2 separate regions of the Homo sapiens genome follow, and region 1 is linked to region 2. A link is an interaction called in ENCODE POLR2A ChIA-PET data of the cell type or tissue named here. Cell type or tissue: GM12878. All regions are shown on one strand. Each heading gives the region's core, and the rest is flanking DNA. Links, peaks and the distances in the headings are about the cores only.

Evidence for each region. Peaks named below come from ENCODE experiments on the same cell type or tissue, not always from the same donor. Only the 100,000 strongest peaks of a DNase experiment are listed, where the experiment ranks them.
Region 1: POLR2A ChIA-PET joins it to region 2 with 5 read pairs; 4 of 35 experiments call an interaction of 5 or more read pairs at or near these places.

Annotation. Positions count from the first base shown.
Region 1 is chr19:35,668,832-35,682,370 of GRCh38, reverse strand. It overlaps UPK1A (uroplakin 1A), which reads right to left. Exons shown (of 8, transcript NM_007000.4): 4 at 9,065-9,139; 5 at 8,826-8,933; 6 at 6,352-6,531; 7 at 4,476-4,559; 8 at 3,890-4,396. The coding sequence ends at 4,352. UPK1A-AS1 (UPK1A antisense RNA 1) reads left to right here and starts at 9,080. Exons shown (of 2, transcript NR_046420.1): 1 at 9,080-9,136. In GM12878, for the core only: no CTCF peak of the experiment used is centred there; no DNase peak of the experiment used is centred there; H3K4me3 peaks cover 99 bases.
Region 2 is chr19:35,573,552-35,588,629 of GRCh38, reverse strand. It overlaps LOC124904704 (a long non-coding RNA gene), which reads right to left and starts at 12,989. Exons shown (of 2, transcript XR_007067243.1): 1 at 12,851-12,989; 2 at 6,674-6,778. It overlaps PMIS2 (PMIS2 transmembrane protein), which reads right to left and starts at 2,457. Exons shown (of 2, transcript NM_001395412.1): 1 at 2,089-2,457; 2 at 1,334-1,654. The coding sequence starts at 2,370. The coding sequence ends at 1,484. In GM12878, for the core only: no CTCF peak of the experiment used is centred there; no DNase peak of the experiment used is centred there.

The sequences.
Region 1 (13,539 bases), core at 9,110-13,109, 88 kb before region 2:
ATTCTCTCAAATTTGAGAGAGTGGACTAACACCATCAATCATAATGTATAGTGTCATTATGAATATTTAAAGTTATATTAAGTTTATATATAATATAAATTTATATATATATATATATATATATATTTGTTTTTGAGATGGAGTCTCACTTTGTCACCCAAGCTGGAGTACAGTGGTATGATCTCAGCTCACTGCGACCTCCCCTCCCAGGTTCCAGCGATTCTTGTGCCTCAGTCTCCTGAGTAGCTGGGATTTCAGGCACCCGCCACCATGCCTGGCTAATTTTTTGTATTTTTAGTAGAGACGGGGTTTCACCATGTTGCCCAGGCTGGTCTTAAACTCCTGACCTCAGGTGATCCACCTGTTTTGGCCTCCCAAAGTGCTGAGATTACAGGTGTGAGCCACCACACCCGGCTTAAAGTTATATTTGTTTTATATATTGCTGTAATAAAGAAGTGTTCTACCAGGCGCAGAACGGTTTTTGTATTTTTATAAAAAATACAGGCCGGGCGCGGTGGCTCACGCCTATAATCCCAGTACTTTGGGAGGCCAAGACGGGCGGATCATGAGGTCAGGAGATCGAGACCATCCTGGCTAACACAGTGAAACCCCGTCTCTACTAAAAATACAAAAAATTATCTGGGTGTGGTGGCGGGCACCTGTAGTCCCAGCTACGTGGGAGGCTGAGGCGGAAGAATGACGTGAACCTGGGAGGCGGAGCTTGCAGTGAGCCAAGATTGCGCCACTGCACTCCAGCCTGGGCGACAGAATGAGACTCCATCTCAAAAAAAAAAAAAAAAAAAAAAAAAAATTAGCGGGGCGTGATGGTGCGTGCCTGTAGTCCCAGCTACTCAGGAGGCTGAGAGGGGAGGATTGCTTGAGCCCAGGAGGCGGAGGTTGCAGTGAGCCGGGATTGTGCCACTGAACTTCAGCCTGGTCAACAGAGCGAGACTCCGTCAACAACAACAACAACAAAAAAGTGTTCTGCAAAACAACAAAGTTTTTCCTCTATTCTTCTAAACATTATTATAAAAACATTAACTCATTTTTTTAAGGAAGAAAAAGACTAAAGCTCCGTTTGATCAACCCTGCAGGAATAAGAGTACTATATGGGCCAGGTGTGATGGCTCACACCTGTAATCCTAGCATTTTGGGAGACTGAGGTGAGTGGATCACCTGAGGTCGGGAGTTCCAGACCAGCCTGGCCAACATGGCGAAGCCTGTCTCCAGTAAAAATACAAAAATTAGCCGGGCATGGTGGCAGGTGCCTATAATCTTAGCTACTCAGAGCCTGAGGCAAGAGAATCGCTTGAACACAGGGGGCAGAGGTTGCAGTGAGCCAAGATCGCACCACTTCACTCTAGCCTGGGCAAAAGAGTGAAACTCCATCTCAAAAAAAAAAAAAGTACTGTATATAGTTTTCAATTTTTCCTACTATGTATTTCTTAGCGCGTTTTCCATGTTAAAGCAGAGTTCTTGTTCTTTTTATTTTTACCTCTTTGTGGTATTGCAGAGGATGGATATAGCGTAGCTAATTTACCCAGTGCCCTGCTGATAGTCATTTATTTTACTAATGAACATCCTCATATGGGCTTTCCAGTTATTATGAGATCTTTTTATAGTCAACTCACATACAGCTATCTCTTTTAAAAAGTATTTATTATTATAATTATATATATATATATTTATTTATTTGAAGCAGGTTCTTGCTCTGTTCCCCAGGCTGGAGTGTGGTGGTGTGGAGCACTGCAGCCTCGACCTCCTGTGCTCAGACAGTCCTTCCATCTCAGCCTCCTAAGAAGCTAGGACCACAGGCACACACTACTACACCCAGATAATTTTTTTAATTTTTTTTTTTTTTGAGACAGAGTCTGGCTCTATCACCCAGGCTGGAGTGCAGTGGTGCGATCTCGGCTCACTGCAACCTCTGCCTCCTGGGCTCAAGCCATCCTTCCATCTCAGCCTCCCCAGTGTCTGGGACCACAGGCACGCATCACCACACCTGGATAATTTTTGCATTTTTTGTAGAGACAGGGTTTTGCCATGTTGCCCAGGCTGGTCTCGAGAGCTCAAGCGGTCCTCCCACCTCAGCCTCCCAAAGTGCTGGGATTACAGGCCTGAGCCACTGCGTCCTGCTTTTTAAAATTTTTTATAGAGACAAGGTCTTGCTATGTTGCCCAGGCTGATCTTAAACTCTGGGGCTCAAGCGATCCTCCCACCTGGACATCCCAAAGTGCTGGGATTACAGACATGAGCCACCGTGCTCAGCCTATTATTATTATTATTTAGAGATGGAATTTTGCTGTGTCGCCCAGGCTGGAGTGCAGTGGCTACTCATAGGTGTGAACATAGCTTACTGCAACCTCGAACTCCAGGGCTCAAGCGGTCCTCCCGCCTAAGCCTTCCCAGTAGCTGGGACCACAGGCGCACACACAACAGCCACAGAGCATTTCAGTCCAAGGGCATAACATGATTTACACAACCCATCCCTTTGGTGATGGTTGTTGGGTAGTTTCCGATTTTTCACTCTAATAAATAATGACCTCTTTATCCATTACATATTTTTAAAAAATGAAATCTGAATTCAGCAATCAAAGACTATCTGCAGACCACTGGAGTAAATGGGAACCCCAAGAAATTATTTGATGGGGAAGGAAGCCCCCAGGCCCTCTTGGGAAGGCCTAGTCGTGGCTTCAGGGAGAACAAAGAGTGATAATTTGGTTCTTTTTTTTTTTTTTAGAGACGGAATCTTGTTCTGTCTCCCAGGCTGGAGTGCAGTGGTGCAATCTTGGCTCACTGCAACCTCCACCTTCCGGGTTCAAGCGATTCTTGTGCTTCAGCCTCCTGAGTAGCTGGGTCTACAGGTGCACACCACCATGCCCAGGTACTTTTTTGTATTTTTAATAGAGATAGGGTTTCGCCATTTTGGCCAGGCTGGTCTCAAGTTCCTGGCCTCAAGTGATCTGCCCACCTCAGCAAGTGCTGGGATTACAGGTGTGAGCCACAGTGCCCAGCCATAATTCAATTCGTAATGGTTTGCTGTCATGGACCCCTTAGAGAACTTGCTGGAAGCTATATCCCTAGGAGAAGGATTTTTATCACCTATAAGCCTCAGCAGCCCTGTATCTGGATTTTCCTTTGATAAACAACTCCCCTTCCAACACCACCACTGCATGCATCCTTAGCAGGATTACCAAGCCAGGTGCCCTCCCTTTCCCAACCTAACGAAGGGCCTAGAACCTAAGCCGAGACAGTGAGATTCAACTCTGGACCTTGGCTACAACTCTGGACCTTGGCTACAGCCCTTGGGAGAGAGGCTCTTTCCTTCTGTTGCATTGCTTAGTTATAAAGACATTAAGTCTGGAGTTGCCAGAGAAATCCTGTCAGGGAATGAAGCAGGTTTCCTGGAAACTTAGATTGAACATCTGGATCCAGACATGCCTGAAGCCAGCCCCGTTGACTCAGTTACGTGAGCTGATAAATTCCATTTTACACTTCAGTCAGTGACAGTTGGGTTTCCACCACTTCCATCAGAATAGTTTTTTTTGTTTTTGGAGACAGGGCCTCGATTTGTTGCCGAGGCTGGAGTACAATGGTGCGATCTCAGCTCACTGCAACCTCCACCTCCCGGGTTCAAGTGATTCTTCTGCCTCAGCCTCCGGAGTGGCTGGGATTACAGATGTGCGCCACCATACCCGGCTGATTTTTGCATTTTTGTAGAGATGGGGGTCTCACCATTTTGGCCAGGCTGGTCTTGAACTCCTGACCTCAGGTGATCTGCCCGCCTCGGCCTCCCAAAGTGCTGGGATTACAGGCGTGAGCCACTGCGCCTGGCCTAGAACAGTTCTTGTTCACTCTCCCGTGACCCAGAAAAAAAAAAACTCATTCATTCATTCATTATTTATTTATTTATTGACTATCTAGTATATGCTTAGCCCCGTGCTGGGTGATGATGGGGACAGTAAAGTGACCGTGACAGAACTCTCATGGCAATAGAGGCTTCCAGAGCTCAAATGGCAATCACAAACGGTTCAGCAAGAATGGCGATGCCTGCCATGAAGGAGGAGGTCAGAGAGCTACAAGAGAGGTATCTGTGAATGGGAGGTGGGATCATGGAGAGGTCCCTTGAAAGATGGGCTAAGGATATGTGCACACAAGCCCTGGGGTTTCAGGGCACACCTGAGACACAGTAGGGCTCAGGAACCTGGAAAAAGATCTTGGAAGTGGAAGGACGTAAGGGCTAGGGACGTTGGGAGGTGAGAGGTGAGGCAGCCATCCAGGCCCAGCGGAGGAAGCAGGAGGAGGATGCGGAGGAGTCCGGGGTGTGTATGTTGCCTTCCCCTCCTGTCCCTCAGAGCATGGTGTAGAAATACATGGCTATCAGCATGACCGGGAGCTGGCGAGGAGGCAGCGAGATGAGGGCACTCCGCCCCCCACCCCCAGCCCACCCAGCCTGTGGGCTCCCCGCCTCTCACCGTCCACATCAGGATGGCAAACCCAAACCACGAGATACCCCACGTGTAGCTGTCGATGGCGTGGCCGATGTGTTCGAAGCAGCCCTGGGCAGGGGGATGGGGGAAGTTTGAGAAGACGCCCATGAGGGTAGCCGCTGAAAGCGAGAGTCACTGTGCGCCCTTGGGAAAGTCACCACCTTCCCTGAGCATTGGTTTTCTCACTTGTGCAATGGGGACCATGGCACTGTCCACCTCCTCGGGTGGTTTCGGGGCCCCAGGGAGCTGATGTTGAACCCAGGCCCTGCACAAGTAGGTGCCGCCCTGCTGATGGCTATGACAATCTGAGGGTGATTTTGATCTTACAGCTGGCTTTTTTTTTTTTTTGGAGACAGTCTCGCAGTCTCCCTCTGTCACCCAGGCTACAGTGCAGTGGCATGATCTCGGCTCACTGAAACCTTTACCTCCCGCGTTCAAGCAATTCTCCTGCCTCAGCCTCCTGAGTAGCTGGGATTACAGGTGTGCACCACTACGCCCGGCTAATTTTTGTATTTTTAGTAGAGACGGGGTTTCACCATGTTGGTCAGGCTGGTCTCGAACTCCTGATCTTGTGATCCTCCCATCTCGGTCTCCCAAAGTGCTGGGATTACAGGCATGAGCCACTGTGCGCGCCCGGCCTTTTTTTTTTTAAAGTCTCTTGCCTTTTTTAAGTCTCTTGCCTAGGCTAGAGTGCAGTGGCACCATCACAGCTCTCTGCAGCCTTGACCTCCTAGACTCAAACAATCCTCCTGCCTTAGCCTCCCCAGTAGCTGGGATTACAGGCGCGCACCACCACGCCTGGCTAATTTTCTGTACTTTTTTGTAGAGACGGGGTCTTGATATGTTGCCCAGGCTGGTCTTGAGCTTCTGACCTCAAGTGATGCTCCTGCCTTGGCCTCCCAAAGTACTGGGATTACAGTCGTGAGCCCCCGTGCCTAGCTCTATTGTTTTGTTTGATGTTTTGTTTTGTTTTTTTTTGTTTGAGATGGAGTTTCACTCTGTCGCCCAGGCTGGGGTGCAGTGGCACAATCTCGGCTCACTGCAACCTTCACCTCCAGAGTTCAAGTGATTCTCCTACCTCAGCCTCCCGAGTAGCTGGGATTACAGGCACGTGCTACTGCTCTGGGCTAATTTTTGCATTTTTAGTAGAGATGGGGTTTCGCCATGTTGGTCAGGCTGGTCTCGAACTCTTGACCTCAAGTGATCTGCCCTCCTCAGCCTCCCAAAGTGCTGAGATTACAGGCATGAGCCATCGCGCCCGGCCCTATTATTGCTCTTATTCTCGGACAACCTGAGTAAAGTTGTAGGTGCCAGGTCTGGTTCAGACAGACCCTGGGTGCATCCTGCTGACTTGAGAGAGAGTTGGGGGAGCACTAGAAAATCAGAGAGGGGACCCAGCGTGGTGGCTCACGCCTGTAATCTGAGCACTTTGGGAGGCTGAGGTGGGTGGATCACTTGAGCTCAGGAGTTCGAGACCAGCCTGGACAACATGGTCAAACCCCGTCTCTGCTAAAAATACAAAAACTAGCCAAGAGGGTGGTGCGCACCTGTAATCCCAGCTGCTCTGGAAGCTGAGGTGGGAGAATCCCTTGAACCCGGGAGGCAGACGCTGCAGTGAGCTGAGATTGTGCCACTGTACTCCAGCCTGGGTGACAGAGCAGGACTCGGTCTTGAAAAAAAAAAAAGAAAGAAAGAAAGAAAGAAAGAAAAAGAAAACAAGAAAATCAGAGAGGGGAAGAGGAGAGGGAAAAAGCTAGACGGACAGACACAGGGAGGGAGAAAGAGAGAATCAGAGAGGGAGCAGAGACCAGAGGAAGACAGACAGATGGATAGACAGATGGAGCAGGGCAGACGGCCACACCTTGGTGAACAGGTAGTCCATGTGCCCCAGGCGGCAGCCCTCCTCGTTGAGGGGGATGAAGTTTCCCGTCCGGCGACAGCACAGTGGGGGCCAGGGGAACACCACCTCCGGAGTGGCCGCCCGGAAGGCTGACGTGAAGTTCACCCAGTCCATGGGACCAGATGTGCCACAGCATTCTTGCTAGAGTGAAAAGCAGGGGGTCAGGCAGGCTCGGGCTCAGAGAGGACAGTTGCTTGCCTGAGGTCACACAGCAAGGAGGGGCAGGATTGGCCTTTGACACAGCTGGGCCCAACTTCCCCATGTCCTGGGCCTCCAAGCGAGTGTGTCCGGTGGGTGTCTGTGTGTGTGAGCACGGTGCAGACAATATTTGTCCCAGGACCAGGAGGCTGATGGGGGATTTGGATTAAACCTGCACCTCTGACTTATTTTAAAATATTTTTGCCGGGCACGGTGTCTCACGCCTGTAATCCCAGCTCTCTGGGAGGCCGAGGTGGATGGATCACCTGAGGTCAGGAGTTCGAGACCAGCCTGACCAACATGATGAAACCCCGTCTCTACTAAAAATACAAAATTTGCCGGGTGTGGTGGTGGGCGCCTGTAATCCCAGCTACTTGAGAGGCTGGGGCAGGAGAATTGCTTGAATCCGGGAGGTGGCGACTGCAGTGAGCCAAGATCGTGCCACTGCACTCCAGCCTGGGAATCAAGAATGAAACTCCATCTCAAAAAATAAAATAAAATAAAATATTTTTATCAACAACTATGCTGATAAAATAACACAAAAAGGGCAGATTTCTGGCTTTTCCTGGCCTTGGTAAGGAATCCAGGTGTTTAATTTGTGGCTCCTGAATGAGGAAAACATAGGCTTGGGCACCCTTCAAACATGGGTTCAAATCCTGGCTAGCTAGAGGACTTGGGCCACATTGACGCCTCAGTTTTCCTTGAGTCCTCAATTTCTTCTTCTTTTTTTTTTTTTTTTTTGAGACGGAGTCTCCCTCTGTTGTCCAGGCTGGAGTACAGTGGCGCCATCTTGGCTCACTGCAACCTCCCCCTCCTGGGTTCAAGTGATTCTCCTGCCTCAGCCTCCCAAGTAGCTGGAATCACAGGCGCACACTACTACACCTGACTAATTTTTGTATTTTTTGTAGAGACAGGGTTTCACCATGTTGGCCAGGATGGTCTTGAACCCCTGAACTCAAGTGATCTGCCCGCCTTTGCCTCCCAAAGTGTTGGGATTATAGGTTTGAGCCACTGCACCCAGCCAATTTCTTCCTTTTCCAGTGCAATATCATGTTGGATTTGAGGAAGACTGTATCTCTTCAAACCTGGAAGTCTGAGTTTGAATCCTTCCAGTTCTGTGACCTACCAGGTGTGTGACCTCATGCAAGATATTCAACCTCTTGCTTTGGTCTCCTCATCACTAAAAGGCCGATCTCCCTTATGGAGTGGTCGTGAGGATTAAAAAAGCTTTAAAAGTGCTTTGAAAGGCTGGGCACGGTGGCTCAAGCCTGTAATCCCAGCACTTTGGGAGGCCGAGGCAGGTGGATCACAAGGTCAGGAGATCAAGACCATCCTGGCTAACACCCATCTCTACTAAAAATACAAAAAATCAGCTGGGCGCGGTGGCAGGCGCCTGTAGTCCCAGCTATTCGGGAGGCTGAGGCAGGAGAATAGCGTGAACCCGGGAGGCGGAGCTTGCAGTGAGCCGAGATCGCGCCACTGCATTCCAGCCTGGGCGACAGAGCAAGACTCTGTCTCAAAAAAAAAAAAAAAAAAAAAAAGATAAAAAGAAAAAAAAAAATGTGCTTTGAGGCCAGGCACTCGTGGCTCATGCCTGTGATCTCGGCACTTTGAGAGGCGGAGGTGGGAGAATCGCTCCAATCCTGAGCCCAGGAGTTCCAGACCAGCCTGGGCAATAGAGCAAGACCCCCATCTCCACAAAAGATAATTTAAAAAACTTAGCCGGGTGTGGTGGGGCGCACCTGTATTCCCAGCTACTCGGGAAGCTGAGGCGGGAGGATCACTTGAGCCCAGGAGTTGGAGGTTGCAGTGAGCTATGATCACTCCAGCCTGGGCAACAGAGCAAGACCCCATCTCAAAATATAAAAATAAAAGTCCTTTGAACAGTGTGAAACCTAGCTCAGTGAATGGTGCTGTTACTATCATTGTTATTATCAACATTTCTGTTGAGGTAGTATGTGTAGGCTAAGAGCAGGGAGGTCAGGAGCTAGGCTGCCGGGTTCCAATCCCAGCTCCCACCACTTACCGACTGTGTGGCCTCGGGCAAGGGACTTTCCCTTTCTGGGCCTGTTTACTCATCCGCAGAACGGTGATGACCGCAGCCCTGCTCTCCTAGAGATCTCATGAGCGGATGTCTTTAAGGCACTCACTCCTCTAAAAGCTGGCACATCGGGAGCTCTATCGGCCTCTGTGGACGGAGCCCAGGGCCCTCCCAGCACCCGGTCCACCCCGCCCACCTCAATCATGACGCGGTCCCAGAGGCGGGTCAGCTCCTGGCCCTGGTCGGTGTCCGCGCTGTAGAAGGTCAGCATCTGCTTGGTGATCAGGGATGGGTTGGACACCATCTGAGGAGAACAGGGAAGAACAAGGGCCGGCAGGGCTGGGTGGGGAGAGAGGACGACCTCCGCCCCGCCGCGCCGGGACCCTCGCCCCTCCCATGCAGGTCAGGCCCCTCCCCAGGCCTCGCCGGGCTCACGTAGTCACGGTGGGTGTAGGACGTGATGCAGGAGGCGCACTCGAAGATGTAGACGATGAGCATGAGCACCAGGTACTGGGGAGACAGAGGGAGGACGGCCCGTCGGGCAGAGCCCGTGAAGCCACACCCCGTCAGGGAAGCATCACTGGGGAAATGCAAGTTTTAAAAAAGTTTGGGGCAGTGTGACTAGCAGCATCTATAATATGTGGTGGGTGTTCAGGTGTTCGCTGTATTGTCTTCCAACTTTTCTGTATTTTGAAATATTTAATTTAATTAATTTATTTTTGAGACAGGCGAGGCGTGGTGGCTCACGCCTATAATCCCAGCACTTTGGGAGGCCGAGGGGGCGATCACCTGAGTCAGGAGTTCGAGACCAGCCTGGCCAACATGGTGAAACCCCTTCTCTACTAAAAATACAAAAATTAGGGCTGGGCATTGGTGGCTCACACCTGTAATCCCAGCACTTTGGGAGGCTGAGATGGGAAGATTGCTTGAACCCTGGAGTTCAAGATCAGCCTGGGCAACACAGTGAGACCCCGTCGCTACAAAAAATAAAAATAAAAAAATTAGTTAAGCATAGTTACTACTAGTGGTAGTGTTAGTCCTAGCTATTTGGGAGGCTGAGGTTGGAGGATCGTTTGAGCCCAGTAGTTGGAGGCCTCAGCGAGCTATGATCGCACCACTGCATTCCTGCCTGGGCAACAGAGCAAAACCCTGTCTCTTAAAACAAAACAAACAAGGGTGGGTGCAGTGGCTTACGCCTGTAATCCCAACACTTTGGGAGGTTGAGACGGGTGGATCACCTGAGGTCAGGAGTTCAAGACCAGCCTGACCAATATGGTGAAACCCCATCTACTAAAAATGCAAAAATACAAAAATTAGCTGGGCATGGTGATGGGTGCCTGTAATCCCAGCTACTCAGGAGGATGAGATAGGAGAATAGCTTGAACCCAGGAGGCAGAGGTTGCAATGAGCCGAGATTGTGCCATTACACTCCAGCCTGGGCAACAGAGTGAGACCCTGTCTCTTAAAATAAAACAAACAACATAAAACGATGTTCTCAGATAATCAGAGACATTTGACACAGACTGGGTATTGGAAGATATAGAAGAACTTGATTGAATTTGGTGGGTTGTGCCAACGGCACAGAGGGCAGGAGAAAAAAAAAAGCTTGTCAGTTGATGTTTAATGCAAATTCTTTTCATGTCCTCACCTGGCACCTTCATCTATAAAGCAGCAGGAGGTTGCGTGTGGATGTGTGAACTCTGCTGCTGGGAGATGGATGACATTGCACAACCTCCTGACTGCTTTAAAACAATGTGCTTATCACTCAGAGAAATGTGTGCTCCAGTATTTACAGGCAAGTGACTTGGCATCTAGAATGTGCTTCAAAATACCCAGAAGAAAAAGTATGAGAGAAGGGGGATAGAGGAGACAATGTCGGGCAGTCTGCAGCTGATGTTGTTGAAATCAGGTGAGAGGTATGCAGGGCTCAAATACTGCGGACTCTAGTCTACTTTAGAAATTTCCTGTAAGAAATTTGGGGGCCGGGCACGGTGGCTCATGCCTGTAATCTCAGCACTTTGGGAAGCCGAGGTGGGCGGATCACGAGGTCAGGAGATCGAGACCATCCTGGCTAACACGGCGAAACCCCATCTCTACTAAAAATACAAAAAAAAAAATTAACCAGGCGTGGTGGCAGGTGCCTGTAGTCCCAGCTACTCGGGAGGCTGAGGCAGGAGAATGGCGTGAACCCGGGAGGCGGAGCTTGCAGTGAGCCGAGATCGCACCACTGCACTCCAGCCTGGGCAACTGAGCAAGACTCCGTCTCAAAAAAAAAAAAAAAAAGAAATTTGGGGAGAAAATGTCTTAGTTAATGACAAACTAATGGGGAAACAGACACAATTTTTTTTTTTTTTTGAGACAGAGTCTTGCTCTGTCGCCCAGGCTGGAGTGCAGTGGCGCGATCTCTGCTCACTGCAAGCTGCGCCTCCCGGGTTCACGCCATTCTCCTGCCTCAGCCTCCCGAGTAGCTGGGACTACAGGCGCCCGCCACCACGCCTGGTTAATTTTTTGTTTTTTAGTAAAGACGGGATTTCACCGTGTTAGCCAGGAAGGTCTCGATCTCCTGACCTTGTGATCCACCTGCCTCGGCCTCCCAAACTGCTGGGATTACAGGCGTGAGCCACCGAGCCCGGCCCAGACACAATTTTTAAAACTAGTTGGGTGACTTTTTAGGGCTTTGGTTAAATTGTTATGCCAGATAATTAAATACAGGATAAGAAAATAAGAGGGCAGGTGTGGTGGCTCATGCCTGTAATTCCAACACTTTGGGAGGCTGAGGTGGGAGGCTCACTTGAGGCCAGGAGTTGGAGACCAGCCTGGGCACCATAGTGAGACTCCATCTCTACAAAAAATACAAAAATTAGCTGCACATGGTGATGCACACTTGTAGTCCCAGCTCATTGGGAGGCTGAGGTGGGAGGATCATTTGAGATGAAGAGTTCGAGGTGGCAATGAGCTATGATTGTGCCACTGCACTCCAAACTGGGCAACAGAGTGAGACCCTGTCTAGAGAAACAAAGAAAGGAAGGAAGGAAGGAAGGGAGGGAGGGAGGGAGGGAGGGAGGGAAAGAAGGAAGGGAAGGAAGTCCATGGCTCCATCGTACCCAGGATAAAGCCAAAGTCCACAATACCTGCCTGTCTAGAAAAATGAAGGAAGGAAGGAGGGAGGTGGGGAGGGGAGAGGAGGGGAGGGGAGGGGAAAGGAGGGGAGGGGAGGGGAGAGGAGGCGAGGGGAGGGGAGGGGAGGGGAGGAGTCCATGGCTCCATCTTACTCAGGATAAAGCCAAAGTCCACAACACCTGCCTGTGTAGAAAAACGAAGGAAGGAAGGAAGGAGAGGGGAGGGGAGGGAAGGGGAGGGGAAGGGAGGGGAGGGGAGCAGGGGGTCTATGGGTCCATCTTACTCAGGATAAAGCCAAAGTCCACAACACCTGCCTTCCCTCCTGCTTCTTTCCCATCCCCATTCCTCACTGTTCTCCTCCCCATCTGTCTGCCTCATGTCCTCTCACCCCCCAACCTCCTCCTCACTCAGCTCCAGCTGCTTTGGACTCCTGGCCCGCTCTGGCCTCAGAGCCTTTGCCCTTGCTGCCACCTCCACCTGGAAGGCTCTTCCTCCAGTTACACACCTGCCTCGCTCCCAGTGCCTCTAGGTCTTTGCTTTCCCTGGCAGTGAGGTCTTCCCTCGCCCTCCTCGGCTCCTGACCTCCCCTCCTGTTCACTGTCTTCCTCCTCTGAGCACCACTTCCCTGGGTCAAGGGCTTTTATGTTTCGCTCAGCACAGAGCCCCAGTGCCCAGCGTAGGGCTCAGCATGTAGCTCCTGCTCATAAGCATTTGTTCATCAAATGAGTGGCTGCTTCTGGGAATCTGAAAAACCCTCTGCTGTCGAGGAAACACAGTGCTGTCTCTGTGTCATTGGGGCCGTGAATTGGAATCCCTGCTCTCCTGGTCACCTGGGAGAGGCTGTTAGCCTCTTTGAGCCTCAGTTTCCTCATCTGGTAAATGGGTTGAAAAGCACTAGCTGTGAAGGGCTTCTGGCAAGATTGAGGAAGCTCATTTTCTTTCCTTTTTTTTGAGATGGAGTCTCGCTTTGTCATCCAGGCTGGAATGCAGTGGTGTGATCTTGGCTCACTGCAACCTCTGCCTCCCGGGTTCTAGTGATTCTTCCGCCCCAGCCTCCTGAGTAGCGGGGATTACAGGTGCCTGCCACCATGCGTGGCTAATTTTTTTTTTTTTTTTTTTTTTAGAGATGGGATTTCGCCATGTTGGCCAGTCTGGTCTTGGACTCCCGACCTCAAATGATCTGTCCGCCTCAGCCTCCCCACGTGCTGGGATTACAGGCATGAGCCACTGCGCCTGGCCACGAAGCTCATTTTCTAAACTGCTTACCCTAGTGTCAGGTGCATGAGAGACACTTGGGAAGTATGGGTTATTCTTGTGGGCAGAGATTAAGAGCACAGCCTCAAGAGCCGATCTGCTCAGGTTGAAACTGGCTCTGCCATTGTCTCAATGTGTGACCCTGGATAAGTGACTTCACTTCTCTGAGCCTCAGTTTCAATCTTCATCAAACAGGGTCATGATGATGACAGTATCTCTTGGTGGACTATGAGGAATAAATGAACTAATCCAGTAAACCATTTAGAACAGCTCGTGGCTTGTAGTAAACCATTATTAAATGGTAGCTGTGCTATTATTGGCAGAGTTCATGAGCATGGACTCTGGAAAGCAGCTAGCAGGGGTTCAAATTCTAGCCCTGCACTGGGTGCAGGTAGAGGGGCTCAAGCCTGTAATCCCAGCACTTTGGGAGGCTGAGGCAGGAGAATCATTTGAGCCAGGAGTTTGAGACCAGCCTGGGCAACATAGTGAGACCCCCATCTTTACCAAAAAAAAAAAAAAGAAAAAATCCCAGCTCT
Region 2 (15,078 bases), core at 3,720-7,719:
CAGTTCTGCTCACATTCCACAGGACCAAAGCACATTTCATGGCTGCAGAGGGGAACCTCTGAGACGTGGCCAGGCAATGTTCCCAGAACAAAGAGGCGATGGGCTCTGGGGGACAGTGAGCAGTCTCTTGCCCAGCAGCTCCATTGACTTTCTACTGAGAATCCCCATTCTCCATGGTGGTGGAAACTTAGTTCTGCTAAATATTGTGCTAAATATTCATCTGGTTCTGAACTTGGGGTTGTCCATGAAGCTTGGGCATCAGAGGCAGCCCCGGGGTGTCTGTGGCCCATGGTGTCAGTCTAGATCTCTGTTTTGATTCATGCACGATGGCTCCCTGCTTATCCCTAGTTTTCCTCTACAGTTCTGTCTCCACCTGGCACTTGGGATTCCTATGGAACCCACCTTCTTCTCACTAGGCTGGGCCATGGGGTATCCTCCTTGGCTGTCTGAGGTCATTTCTTTGTAAATGTCTACACCATGTAGCATATCTTCTTTGAGAACTTGGAGCCTCTCTAGGCCTTATCTGTGAGGAGGGATTATAGATAACAGCTGGGGTCTCTGACGCCCCTCTTCCTCAGATGCAGATTCCAGGAACCTTATGGATGTACTATTGTCTAATCTCTCTCTACATTCCCTTTTCCATGAATGGGGAACCAATGCCTTTCTGGAGGGGGGAGAGGTGGTCTTCATCAGCTATTCTGCCAAAGCTATTTGCATTTCTTGAGGACTTTCCATTCTTCTCCTAAGAGCTTGACATTTGGATGTCAGAAGCTGGAAGAGGTTTCTGTTTTCTTATTGCTGCTCTGAGACACTAGACATCTCCAATCCCAGCTCAAATGAGAAGACCCCTAGAGAATAAACATCAGTTCAGATTTCTAAATATCATCCCCACATTGGCAATTATGCCTGCTTTAGAGACAAAGGAACTATGCTCAAGAAAAGTATCTGTTCAGGGCTATACAGTTTTTCAGTGTCAGAGGTAAGTTTTTAACTGACATCTGCCTGAATTCTATGTCTGTGGGCTTCCCCATTGGGACATTCTGATTTTCACAGTCTAGGAAACAGCTCCAGGGAAACACAGATACTGACCACTGACCCAGAAAACAATCATGGGCATGTTGACACACACACATACACACACACCACAGGAAACCAGAACATTCCATTCCAGTTTTTTGGTTTAAAATTCCTCTGAAAGAACAGCCCAGTGTCAAGGAGCTAAAGGGATCTAGGGCATGAAGTGTGGACCCCTAGGGTGAACGAAGACAGCTCTGGAGCTGAGTGAGTTGAAGTAGCACAGGCAGGTGGTCTGTGTGTTCCTGGGTTGGTGGGTTTCTTGAATGTTGAGTTCCTTGGTTAGAGGATTTCTTGGCTAGATGTCTCAGCGGTTGAATTTCTTGCCTGATGGCTGACTTGGCTGGTTAGTGTTTGGTGAGTGGCTCGGTTGGGGAGCGGACCCCTGGGTTGCTATGCCTAGACTTCATTAATATAGGACCAAGCCATAAATGATGCCTAAGCCAATCATTACCACGAATGCACCGAACCAACCAGTTCGGCCTGAGTTGATGTAAGCCTCTTCCCATTCACTGTTCTGGTTGGCCTTCATAGTCTGTAGGGGTGGAAGCATAGATGTGGGTTTCTGTGTCCAGGAACCCTGGGGAGAACGGTTGGAGACCTGCAGTCACTGAGGGAAAGCCCCTATGCAGGTCCCAGGATAGGAGCAGATGCAGGGGCCAAATGGAGGACAGGGTAGGCTGGGTGCAGTGGCTCACGCCTGTAATGCCAGCACTTTGGGAGGCCAAGGCGGGTGGATCACAAGGTCAGAAGCTCGAGACCAGCCTGGCCAGCATGGTGAAACCCCGTCTCTACTAAAAATACAAAAATGAGCCGGGCACTGTGGCTCATGTCTGTAATCCCAGCTACTCAGGAGGCTGAGGCAGGAGAATTGCTGGAACCGGGAAGGCAGAGATTGCAGTGAGCCGAGATTGCACCACTGCACTCCAGCCTGGGGGACAGAGTGAGACTGGGTCTCAAAAAGAAAAAAAAAAAAAAAAAAGGACGGGGGCTATGACTTGGGCATTATTTTACCTCATAAGAGAAGTACAAAGCTGCCAATCCAAATGGAGGGAATAAAAGTATAGCAAAGATGGTCAAACATAGGTAGTTTGGGGCGTAAAATGCTAGTTCCTCTGGTGTCTGTGTAGGCTCTTGCGGCTCCTGGGGCACCTCAGCTGGGGCACCTGGACCACCTGTGGTAGTGGGAGAACCTGGGGCAGCTGAAGCACCTGGATCACCTGTGGTAGGGGGGGCGTCTGGGGTAGCTGGCGCGTTGGGAGCAGGCTGGGTGGCAGAAGGTGGTTTCAGGGCCATGACCTTTCCCCTCAAAGACGGACTCCGAGTGTCTTGAAAACGGAGCGCCAGACCCACTAGGCTTCCCCTTGTACTAACCAGACTCCCAGGACCCAAACCATCAAAGGCTGAAGCTTCGCAATGGAGAAACCAGCACCCCACGTCCTGATTGGCTGCCTAGTTAGGGGGCGTGGCCCCGCCGTTCTCGCCCACCCCAAGACACAGAGAGTGCAGCCAATCAGGAAGTGGGCTCCGCCCACCCTGGTAGGGATTGGTTGGAAGCCTAAGTGGTGGCTCTCGGCTCCTCCTCCTCCCACTGATCTCTCTCTGCAGCCTGCGCGGATGGGCGATGTCAGGAGGGTCTCCCAGGAGTTGTGGAAGAGAGAAACTAGACACGCCCAGTAAGAGTAAGAGATTTACTGAGGGGAGGAAAATGAGTAGTGTCAGAAGTGGATTGTAAAGTCTTGAATTAAAAATGAATTCCGGCTGGGCGCAGTGGCTCATGCCTGTAATCCCAACACTTTGGGAGGCCAAAGCGGGCGGATTACCTGCGATCAGGAGTTCGAGACTAGCCTGACCAACGTGGTGAAACCCCGTCTCTACTAAAAATACAAAAATTAACCGGGTGTGGTGGCAGGCGCCCGTAATCCCAGCTACTAGGGAGGATGAGGCAGGAGAATCGTTTGAACCCGGGAGGCGGAGGTTGCAGTGATTCGAGATCACACTGCACACTCCAGCCTGGGTGACAGAGTGAGACTCCATCTCAAGAAAAAATGACAAAAAAAAAAAAAAAAAAGAATTCCTTGGTTTATGCTGACAGAAAGAAAAAAGGAAAGAATAGAGAAAGAAGGGGAAAAGGGGGAAGATCTTTCTTAAAGTAGAACACAACCTAATGGAACGATGGAACAGGAAATCCCCAATGTGGTAGGCAGAACTCTGAGATGACCCGAAGATTCCTGCTCCCTGGTGTACACACTCCTTCTCCAGTCACTCAGTCAAGTACTAGTCTGTATGCTGCTGGGAAGGCGTCTTGCAGACGTAGGTAGGGTCTGAAATCAGTTAACTTTAAGTTAGGAAGAATATCCTCTGGGGGCCTCACCTAATGAGGTGAGTTCTTGAAAAGGACTGAGTCTTCCTGGCAAAAGAGGTTTCAGGTGTGAGAGGATTGGAGGCAAGCAAAGGTCTCCATTGCTGGCATGAAGATGTCACCAGGGCCACGTAGGGAGGAATCCAGGCAGCCTCTGGCTGAGAATGGCTCCCAGCTGACAGCCAGCAAGGAAACGGGGTCCTTAGTACTGCAACAGCAAGGATGTGAATCCTGCTGTAATCACATTCATTTGGAAGAGGATCCTGAGCTCCACATGAGAACCCAGCCCAGCTGACACCTTAATTTTAGCTTTGGTAGATTCTGAGCAGAGAAGCAGCCATTCTGACCTACAGAACTGTGAGTTAATACCTGTGGGGAATTTGTTATGCACCATTAGAGAACATTTTCAAATACCATAGTAATTGCTGATTCAGGTAGGAGCTTTTAATGAATGCTAATACTGTGGGGTTTTAGCTGATGCTTCCTTTAGCTGGTGGTTCTAGGGGAGTAGAGGGTTTGAGGAGCCACTTTTCAGGAAGTTGGGGGTGGGTGGGAGGTGACACTGTGCAGTCCACAAATGTAGACCTTAGTATGGCTAGTCCAAGACACAACCTGGGTATTTAAGACCAGTCCTGGACCTAGAAGTAGTTAGAAGAACAGTGACAACACATGCAATCCAGAAGTCAGGATATTCTTCATGGAGGAAATTGATTCAGAGCCTTTCAAAGGACCAAGTGGATGTTCCAGGACAACAGAACATGGGGCGCCGAGGTGGGGGAAGACAGAAGTGAAGGTTGGGTGAGATGAAGCATGTGTATTGGTTGCTGGCAAGTCCCTTGGATAGTGGAACAAACAAACTAAGACAGGCTTAGAAACAAGTACATGGACAAGTGTGTCAAGCCCTGAGACATGTACTCCAGCTCTGAAGGCGGGAATGAATTAGCTCCTTTGGTAAGGGCAGTATCAGAGGATCAGCAGAAGCAGTGGCCATATTGCAGGGATCCAGGCAGTGAGCAAGAAAGGGGTAGTATAGACAATGTAGACATTTCTTCCAAGAGCTTGGAGGCGAAAGAGTAAGGAGAGCAGTGCCACAGCTGAGAAGAACATGGGTTCCAGTTTCTGGAATGTTGTAAGCCAACACCTGGTTTCAGAGAGCCATGGATTGAGTGTGAGGTGTGGAATTGGAGACAGTGTATACATTTGCTTCAAGAATTTTGCCTATGGCTGGGTGCAGTGGCTCATGCCTGTAATCCCAGCACTTTGGGAGGCCAAGGTGGGTGGATCACGAGGTCAGGAGTTCAAGACAAGCCTGGCCAAGATGGTGAAACCCTGTCTCTACTAAAAATACAAAATTTAGCCAGATGTGGTGGTGGGTGCCTGTAATCCCAGCTACTTGGGAAGCTGAGGCAGAAAATTGCTTGAACCCGGGAGGTGGAGTTTGCAGTGAACCAAGATTGTGTCACTGCACTCCAGCCTGGGTGACAGAGTGAGACTCCGTTTCAAAAAAAAAAAAGTTTGCCTATGAAGAGCCAGGAAAGGCAGGACTAGGGTAGATGCAAAAGGGTGAGAATGATGATTTTGCTTGTTTGTTTTAAAGATAGGAGGGACTTGAGCGTATGGAACTGAAATGGAGACTCTGTCAAGATGGTAGCATGGGTCTATGTTCTGCCCCCTTTTTTGTCTCTGGAATTAAAAACCAAAAACCAGATCCATAACTTGAGGGGGCTGAGTGATGAAAGGGTTTTGTTTTTTTAAAAAAAATTTTTGGTGGGAAAGGTGAGAGAGACCATGTCTCAATAAGAGAGAGATATGGGAGAGATGTCTTTTTTTTTTTTTTTTCTTGAGATGGAGTTTTGCTCTTGTTGCCCAGGGCGGAGTGCAATGGTGCAACCTTGGCTCACTGAAACCTCCACCTCCTGGGTTCTAAGTGATTTTCCTGCCTGAGCCTCCCGAGTAGCTGGGATTACAGGTGCCCACCACCATGCTTGGCTTATTTTTGTATTTTTAGTAGATATGGGGTTTCACCACGTTGGCCAGGCTGGTGTTGAACTCCTGACCTCAAGTGATCCACCCACCTTGGCCTCCCAAAGTGCTAGGATTACAGGAATGAGCCACCATGCCCAGCCAGGAGAGATGTCTTAATGGGGGCGAGGTAGTTCTTTTATACTGTCTATAGCTCTAACACCTAGAGCAGAGCCCAACACATAGTAGTAGGTGCTCAGTAAACATGGGCTGAATAAACACACCTTGGAACTAGACTACCTAGGTTTGGATCCCCACCATGCCACTAACTAGCAATATCACCTTGTGCAACCTCTCTGTGTACCAGTTTTCTCATCTTTAAAATGAGAATAATAATTATTTCTCTCTTGTTTCATTGTGAGGATTAAATTAATGTATGTAAGTGGTATTGAACAGTGCATGGAACAAAATGTGCACTCTATAAGGTGATAATGGCTAAGGGGAGAGGATCACATGAGACCAGGATAGTGAAACCTAGCCCGATCAATACAGTGGGACCATGTATCTAGAAAAAAAATGTATATATTTTAGACAGATATATATATATATCAGGCTCTGAGGGCAGGCTTCTGTATTCTCAGCTGCTTGGGAGGGTGTGATGGGAGGTTTGCTTTTGCTCAGGAATTTGAGGCTGTGGTGAGCCATGGTCGCACCCCTCTACTCCAGCCTGGACAAGAGGGAGACCTTGTCTCAAGAAAAAAAAAGAGATAATAATGATGAATGAGTGGGGTTCAGAGCATGTGAGAATCATTTGAAAATAATGGCCAGGAGTTCAAGATTGGCCTGGCCAACATGGTGAAACCTGTCTCTACTAAAAATACAAAAATTAGCTGGGCTTGGTGGTGGTTACCTGTAGCCCCAAGCTACTTGGGATGCTGAGGCAGGAGAATTGCTTGAGCCCGGGAGGCAGAGGTTGCAGTGAGCTGAGATCATGCCACTGCACTCCAGCCTGGGTGACAGAGCGAGGCTCCATCTCCAAAAAGAAAAAAAAAAAAAAAGAGAGAGAGAGAGAGATCCAATTGTTCTAGCACCATTTGTTGGATCTCCTTTTCACATTGAATGGTTTTGCCACTTTTGTCAAAAATCACTTGACCATAAATATGAAAGTTATTTCTGGACTTTCAATTTTGCTTCATTGAGCTATACGTCCATCCTTATGCCAGTACCACACTGTCTTTATTCCTATAGCTTTGTAATCAGGAATAAATTTTGAAATTGGTAACTGGAAGTCCTCCAACTTTATTTTACTTTTTCAACATTGCTAGGTTATTCTGCATCCTTTTCATTTCCACATGACTTTTAGGATCAACTTGTCAAATTCTGCAAAAAAAAAAAAACAAGCCAGTTGAGGTTTCGATAAAGATTGCATTGACTCTTTAGGTCAATTAGGGGAGTACTGCCATTTTGCTAACATTGAGTTTTCCAAACCATGAACATGGGATGCCACTCCATTTATTTAGATCTTTAAATTTTTAAAGGAATGATTTATAGTTTGTTTGTTTGCTTGTTTGTTTGTTTTTTTGAGGCAGAGTCTCACTCTATTGCCCAGGCTGGAGTGCAGCGGCGTGATCTCGGCTCACTGCAAGCTCCGCCTCCCAGGTTCATGCCATTCTCCTGCCTCAGCCTCCCGAGTAGCTGGGACTACAGGCGCCTGCCACTACGCCCGGCTAATTTTTTTGTATTTTTAGTAGAGACGGGGTTTCACCGTGTTAGCCAGGATGGTCTCGATCTCCTGACCTCATGATCCGCCCACCTCGGCCTCCCAAAGTGCTAGGATTACAGGCGTGAGCCATCACGCCGCCAGCCAAGATTTATAGTTTTTATTGTACAACTCTTGTATTTTTGTTAAATTTATTACTTTTTTTAATTGAATTTCTTCTTTTTTTTTTTTTGAGATAGCCTCTCTCTGTTACCCAAGCTGGAGTGCAGTGGTGCGATCGTGGCTCACTGCAACCTTCACTTCCCAGGTTCAAGCAATTCTCCTGCCTCAGCCTCCCAAGTAGCTAGGATTACAGGCACCCGCCACCATGCCCAGCTGATTTTTGTATTTTTTTTTAGTAGAGACAGGGTTTCACCATGTTGCCCAAACTCGTCTTGAAGTCCTGACTTCAGATGATCTGCCCGCCTCGGCCTAACAAAGTGCTGGGATTACAGGCATAAGTCACCACGCCCAGCCTGAATTTATTATTCTTTTTGATCCTATTGGGAATGAATTCATTTTATTAATTTCATTTTTTGATTGTTCATTGGTAGCTTATTGACATACAATTGATTTTTGGATATTGATCTTGTGCAGCATTGCTGGACTCATTTCTTCTAGTAGTTATTTGTGGATTCATTAGAGTTTTCTACAAGCAAATTTAAGTCAACTGTGGGTCAAAACAGTTTTTTCTTCTTCCTTTCCAACCCAGATGCCTTTTATTTCTTTTTATTGACTAATTGTACTGGCTAGGACCTCCACTATACTGTTGAATAAAAGTGGTGAGAATGAACATTCTTGTTTTGTTCCCTATCTTAGCCAGGAAGAATTTAGTCTTTCTTTTCTTTTATTTATTTATTTTTTTTGAGACAGAGTCTTGCTCTGTCGCCCAGGCTGGAGTGCAGTGGCATGATCTCGGCTCACTGCAAGCTCCACCTCCTGGGTTCATGCCATTCTCCTGCCTCAGCCTCCCGAGTAGCTGGGACTACAGGCACCCGCCACCACGCCTGGCTGATTTTTTTGTATTTTTTAGTAGAGACGGGGTTTCACCGTGTTAGCCAGGATGGTCTCGATCTCCTGACCTCGTGATCCACCTGCCTTGGCCTCCCAAAGTGCTGGGATTACAGGCGTGAGCCACCGCGCCCACCCGGAAATTAGTCTTTCACTCCAGCCTGGGCGACAGAGTGAGACTCCATCTCAAAAAAAAAAAAAGTGTCTTCTTTTACAGGGGCAGGTGCAACGGCTCACATCTGTAATCCCAACACTCTGGGAGGCCAAGGCAGGAGGATTGCTTGAGCCCAGGAGTTTGAGGCTGCAGTGAGCTGCAATCTCACCTGGGTGACAGAGTGAGACCCCATCTTTAAAATAAATGAATAAAATTTATTCTTTTACTATGGTGTGTTACATTAATTGATTTTCAGAAGTTAAACCAATCTTGCATTTCTGGGGTAAATCCCACTTGATCATGGTGTATAACCCTTTTTATATATTGCTGTATTGGGCTTACTGATATTTTACCAATGACTTTTATATCATATTTATGAAAGAGATTGGTCTCTAGTTGTCTTGAGATGCCACTGTCTGGCTTTGATATTAGGGTAATACTGACCTCATATAATAAGCTGGGAAAGTGCTCCCTTTCTCCATATTTTGGAACAGATTGTAGAGAATTAATATTATTTATGCTTTAATGTTTTGTGAAATTCACCAATGAAACCATCTAGGCCTGAGCTTTTCTTTGCGGGAGTATTTTAAATTACAAATCTCTTTTTATTTGTTATACATCTATTCAGATTTTCTATTTCTTCTTGAGTTGGTTTTGGTAATTCATCTAAGAATTTTTAGCTGTCATCTAAGCTGTCTAATTTGTTGCCATACGTTGCTTGTGATATTCCCCTTTATTTATTTATTTATTTTTAAATTTTCGAGATGGAGTCTCGCTCTGTTGCCTAGGCTGGAGTGCAGTGGCACAATCTTGGCTCACTGCAACCTCTGCTTCCCGGGTTTAAGAGATTCTCCTGCCTCAGCCTCCCGAGTAGCTGGGATTACAGGTGCGTGCCACCATGCCCAGTTAATTTTTCCTGTTTTTAGTAGAGACAGGGTTTCACCATGTTGCCCAGGCTGGTCTGGAATTCCTGACCTCAGGTGACCCTATCTGCCTGCCTTGGTCTTCCAAAGTGCTGGGATTACAGGCGTGAGCCACCGTGCCTGGCCTCATGTCTTCTCTTTTTAGACCATATAGGGTAACTTCCTGATGTTGCCATGGCATTTGTAAGCTGCCATGGCGCTGGTGGGAGTGTCTCTTAGCATGCTAATGCATTCTAATTAGTGTATAATGAGCAGTGGGGATGACCACAGGTTACTCTCATCGCCACTTTTTGTTTTTGGTGGGTTTTAGCTGGCTTCTTTACTGTAACCTGTTTTATCAGCAAAGTCTTTATGATCTGTATTTTGTGCCAACCTCCTATCTCATCGTGTGACTTAGAATGCCTTAGCTGTCTGGGAATGCAGCCCAGTAGACGTCAGCCTCATTTTACTCAGCCCCATTCAAGATGGAGTTGCTCTGGTTCACATGCCTCTGACGCTAGCAAGTGCTTTCAATTTGATTCGAAGACTCAATGTCTGTTTTTAGGTTACATGAAACTATTTTATTTTTTCCCGTTGTTCCTTTTGCTATTTTCAGAGCTGGTTTCTCTTTCTTGCTTTCTTGAAACTCTCTTGGTTTCTGCCATTGGCCTTCACGTAGCTCCCTGTTTCTTCTCTACCAGCCCCCAAAAGCCACGGCTCCTGGATCTCAGGGGTCCTGGTGGGGCCCAGGCAGGAGAGGAGCATCCAAGTATGCAGGAGCACACAGCCAATGGCTGTGGGAAATGTGGTAAGAGCCCCACCAGAAAAACAGCAAAGGAGCCAGTCTGGAGTTAAAACTCAAGGAAAGTGTTCCCTGTTCACTCCATCCATGCCAATATCTATTATTTTTTGAGTTTTTGATTATGGCCATTCTTGCAGGAATAAGGTGGTATCGCATTGTGGTTTTGATTTGCATTTCCCTGATTGCTGGTGGGAATGTAAACTAGTATAACTATGGAAAACAGTGTGGAGATTCCTTAAAGAACTAAAAGTAGAACTACCATTTGATCCAGCAATCCCACTACTGGGTATCTACTCAAAGGAAAAGAAGTCATTATGTGAAAAAGATACTTGTACACACATGTTTATAGCAGCACAATTTGCAATTGCAAAAATGTGGAGCCAACCCAGATGCCCATCAATGAATGAGTGGATAAAGAAACTGATTTTACATATATATATGGTGGAATACTACTCAGCCATGAAAAGGAATGAATTAATGGCATTCACAGCAACCTGGATGGGATTGGAGACTATTATTCTATCTGAGTTATGGTCTTGTCTGCCTTAGTTACCATGTGGCCCTCAGGGGCCAGCCTGGGCCTAATGTACAGTAGCCTCCTAATAGTGATAAATCTGCCCATTATACTTATATTCAATCTGGATGTGAGATCCACACACTATATATTGAACCCATCAGGCGTTCAAACTGGCAACAACAACAAAAAGGAAGAGTGGCTGGGCACAGTGATTCACGCCTGTAATCCCAACATTTTGGGAGGCCGAGGCAGGAGGATTGCTTGAGGCCAGGAGTTCAAGACCAGACTGGGCAACATAGTGAGACCTCTACAAAAAATAAATAAATAGGCCGGGCACAGTGGCTCACGCCTGTAATTCCAGCACTTTGGGAGGCTGAGAAAACAGTGGGGGTGTGTGAGTTTGCGGGGCAAGGAGGGGTAGGGAGAGTTTAGAGGAGGAAAGTGCAACAGCCAGAGGGGAGCAGGGAGGGGGTTGTGAGAGGCTAGAGGAGGGTGGCGTGGGTGTTCCAGAGCCAGCAAGGCTACTCTACAGGAGCACGGGGCTGTGGTGGGTTCTGGCTTGGAGCGCTGTCCCCTGGCTTGGGACAGTGTCAACTTTCAGTACCTTTCTAGCCAGAGGGGTTGGTTTGGGTGGTCTCAGTTGCTTGGGGACTCAGATGTCCCCTTCCCGGACCCCATGACCCCTGTCTGCAGATTCCACTCACCCAGCATCTCCTCCTCAGGCCAAGGCCTATGGCTACTGCAATGAGCCCCAGGGACTTGAAGTCCCTGGTCACCCCGATGCAGCCACTCATCCCCATGCAGCCCTTCATCCCAGTGCAGCTGCTCGCCCCAATGCAACCAGTCACCCTGATGCCCTTGTGTCCTCCAGAAAGAGACTATTTACTGCTCGCTGTCGTATCCTTCTTCTGCGTCCTGCTGGCAATCCCCGCTCTGGTGTTCTCCCTCAGGATGGGCACCACCCAGCTACCAACTCTCTTTGTCCCCAGATCTTCTTTCTCTTTCCTGCCGATGCCCTGCTTCTCCCCAGGGACCTCTTCGTGTTTCTCGGGGATTTGCCTCCTCCCTCTTCACCATCTGCTTGCCCTTGCACCTCTCCAGGGCCACCTCTCTGCTCCTCCCTCTGTATTCTGCCTAGATCTACTCCCTCATCCTGGCTCCCTGGTTTCTTCCTTTTTCCTCTGGGAGACTGAGCCCTGCCCTGACCTCCATCATGCCATCATCCTGATCTTGCCCTCTTCACCTCTCCCCAGGGATTTTCTTCCCCCTCCCCATCTTGGAAACATTCACACCAGCTTGCCTTTACCCCCACAGACCCAGGAAGCCAACTTCCTTGGGAATCAGAGAAAAGCACAGATCAATTCCAGACTACTTTTTGGATTCAGCATCACCAGCATCCTGGTGGGCTGCATTGTGATCATTTGCTCCATTGTGATCAAAAGCTTGAAACAGAAAATAGGAAAGCCTGCCTCCCTCAGTGAGTAATGGACTGTTCCCCCTGGAGCATTTGAACTAGGACATCAGTGACTGCCTGTGTTGGAGGAAGTCCCCCCTCCTGTCCAGGAGACAGGATTGCTCAGTTATTACTCCTGCCTTATATTAAGATTGGAAATAGTAAAATAAAAAGAATAGGAGAGTTTGGAAGCACTGATCCGACAGGAAAGGCTGCATATTGGGCAAGTCAGGTCTCAGAAAACAGACCTGTGTGTAAGGCCATTATTCAAGGAAAACAGTTTGAAGGGTTAGTAGACACTGGAGCAGATGTCTCTATCATTGCTTTCAATCAGTGGCCAAAAAATTGGCCTAAACAAAGGCTGTTATAGGACTTATCGGCGTAGGCACAGCCTCAGAAGTGTATCAAAGTACTAAGATTTTACATTGTTTAGGGTCAGATAATCAAGAAAGTACTGTTCAGCCAATGACTACTTCGATTCCTCTTAATCTGTGGGGTCGAGATTTATTACAACAACGGGGTGCGGAAATCACTATGCCTGCTCCATTATACAGCCCCGCAAATCAAAAAATCATGACTGAGATGGGATATATACCAGGAAAGGGACTAGGAAAAAATGAAAATGGCATTAAAGTCCCAATTGAGACTAAAAGAAATTAAGAAAGAGAAGGAATAGGGTATCCTTTTTAGGGGCAACTCACCTCTTCATCTGGCACCCAGCATGGGGCACGAATCCACAACCCTGAGATTAAGAGTCTTATGCTCTACCGACTGAGCTAGCTGGGCTTCTTGCCCATTTAAAGTTTGAGAATAGGTTGAGATCGTTTCGGCCCCAAGACCTCTAAGGCACTCACATTCCATTGACTGCTGGCGATGGCCGGGTATGGGCCTGATGCTCCAGTGCCATCCATTTTCAGGGCTAGTTGATTCGGCAGGTGAGTTGTTACACACTCCTTAGTGGATTCTGACTTCCATGGCCACCGTCCTGCTGTCTATATCAACCAACACCTTTTCTGGGGTCTGATGAGCGAGTAATCAAAACTCAATATCAATTGACTCAAAGAGCAGAGTTGGTTGCAGTCATTACAGTGTTACAAGATTTTGATCAACCTATCAATATTGTATCAGATTCTGCATATGTAGTACAGGCTACAAGGGATGTTGAGACAGCTCTAATCAAATATAGCATGGATGATCAGTTAAACCAGCTATTCAATTTATTACAACAAACTGTAAGAAAAAGAAATTTCCCATTTTATGTTACTCATATTCGAGCACACACTAATTTACTAGGGCCTTTGACTAAAGCAAATTAACAAGCTGACTTACTGGTATCATCTGCATTCATAAAAGCACAAGAACTTCATGCTTTAACTCATGTAAATGCAGCAGGATTAAAAAACAAATTTGATGTCACATGGAAACAGGCAAAAGATACTGTACCACATTGCACCCAGTGTCAAGTCCTACACCTGCCCACTCAAGAGGCAGGAGTTAATCCCAGAGGTCTGTGTCCTAATGTGTTATGGCAAATGGATGTCACACATGTACCTTCATTCGGAAGATTATCATATGTTCATGTAACAGTTGATACTTATTCACATTTCATATGGGCAACTTGCCAGACAGGAGAAAGTACTTCTTATGTTAAAAAACATTTATTATCTTGTTTTGCTGTAATGGGAGTTCCAGAAAAAATCAAAACTAACAATGGACCAGGATACTGTAGTAAAGCTTTCCAAGAAAATTACACATACAACAGGAATTCCCTATAATTCCCAAGGACAGGCCATAGTTGAAAGAACTAATAGAACACTCAAAACTCAATTAGTTAAACAAAAAGAAGGGGGAGACAGTAAGGAGTGTACCACTCCTCAGATGCAACTTAGTCTAGCACTCTATACTTTAAATTTTTTAAACATTTATAGAAATCAGACTACTACTTCTGCAGAACATCTTACTGGTAAAAAGAACAGCCCACATGAAGGAAAACTGATTTGGTGGAAAGATAATAAAAATAAGACATGGGAAATATGGAAGGTGGTAACGTGGGGGAGAGGTTTTGCTTGCGTTTCACCAGGAGAAAATCAGCGTCCTGTTTGGATACCCACTAGACATTTGAAGTTCTACAATGAACCCATCAGAGATGCAAAGAAAAGCACCTCCACGGAGACGGAGACACCGCAATCGAGCACCGTCATCGAGAACCATCGACTCAGAAGATGAACAGAATGGTGATGTCAGAAGAACAGATGAAGTTGCCATCCACCAAGAAGGCAGAGCTGCTGACTTGGGCACAATTAAAGAAGCTGACACAGTTAGCTACAAAATATCTAGAGAACACAAAGGTGACACAAACTCCAGAGAGTATGCTGCTTGCAGCTTTGATGATTGTATCAATGGTGGTAAGTCTCCCTATGCCTGCAGGAGCAGCTGCAGCTAATTATAATTACTGGGCCTATGTGCCTTTCCCGCCCTTAATTCAGGCAGTCACATGGATGGATAATCCTATGGAAGTATATGTTAATGATAGTGTATGGGTACCTGGTCCAACAGATGATCGTTGCCCTGCCAAACCTGAGGAAGAAGGGATGATGATAAATATTTTCATTGGGTATCATTATCCTCCTATTTGCCTGGGGAGAGCACCAGGATGTTTAATGCCTGCAGTCCAAAATTGGTTGGTAGAAGTACCTACTGTCAGTCCCATCAGAAGATTCACTTATCACATGGTAAGCGGGATGTCGCTCAGGCCACAGGTAAATTATTTACAAGACTTTTCTTATCAAAGATCATTAAAATTTAGACCTAAAGGGAAACCTTGCCCCGAGGAAATTTCCAAAGGATCAAAAAATGTAGAAGCTTTAGTTTGGGAAGAATGTGTGGCCAATAGTGCAGTGATATTACAAAACAGTGAATTCCGAACTATTATAGATTGGGCACCTCGAGGTCAATTCTACCACAATTGCACAGGACAAACTCAGTCGTGTCCCAGTGCACAAGTGAGTCCAACTGTTGATAGCGACTTCATAGAAAGTTTAGACGAACATAAGCATAAAAAATTACAGTCTTTCTACCCTTG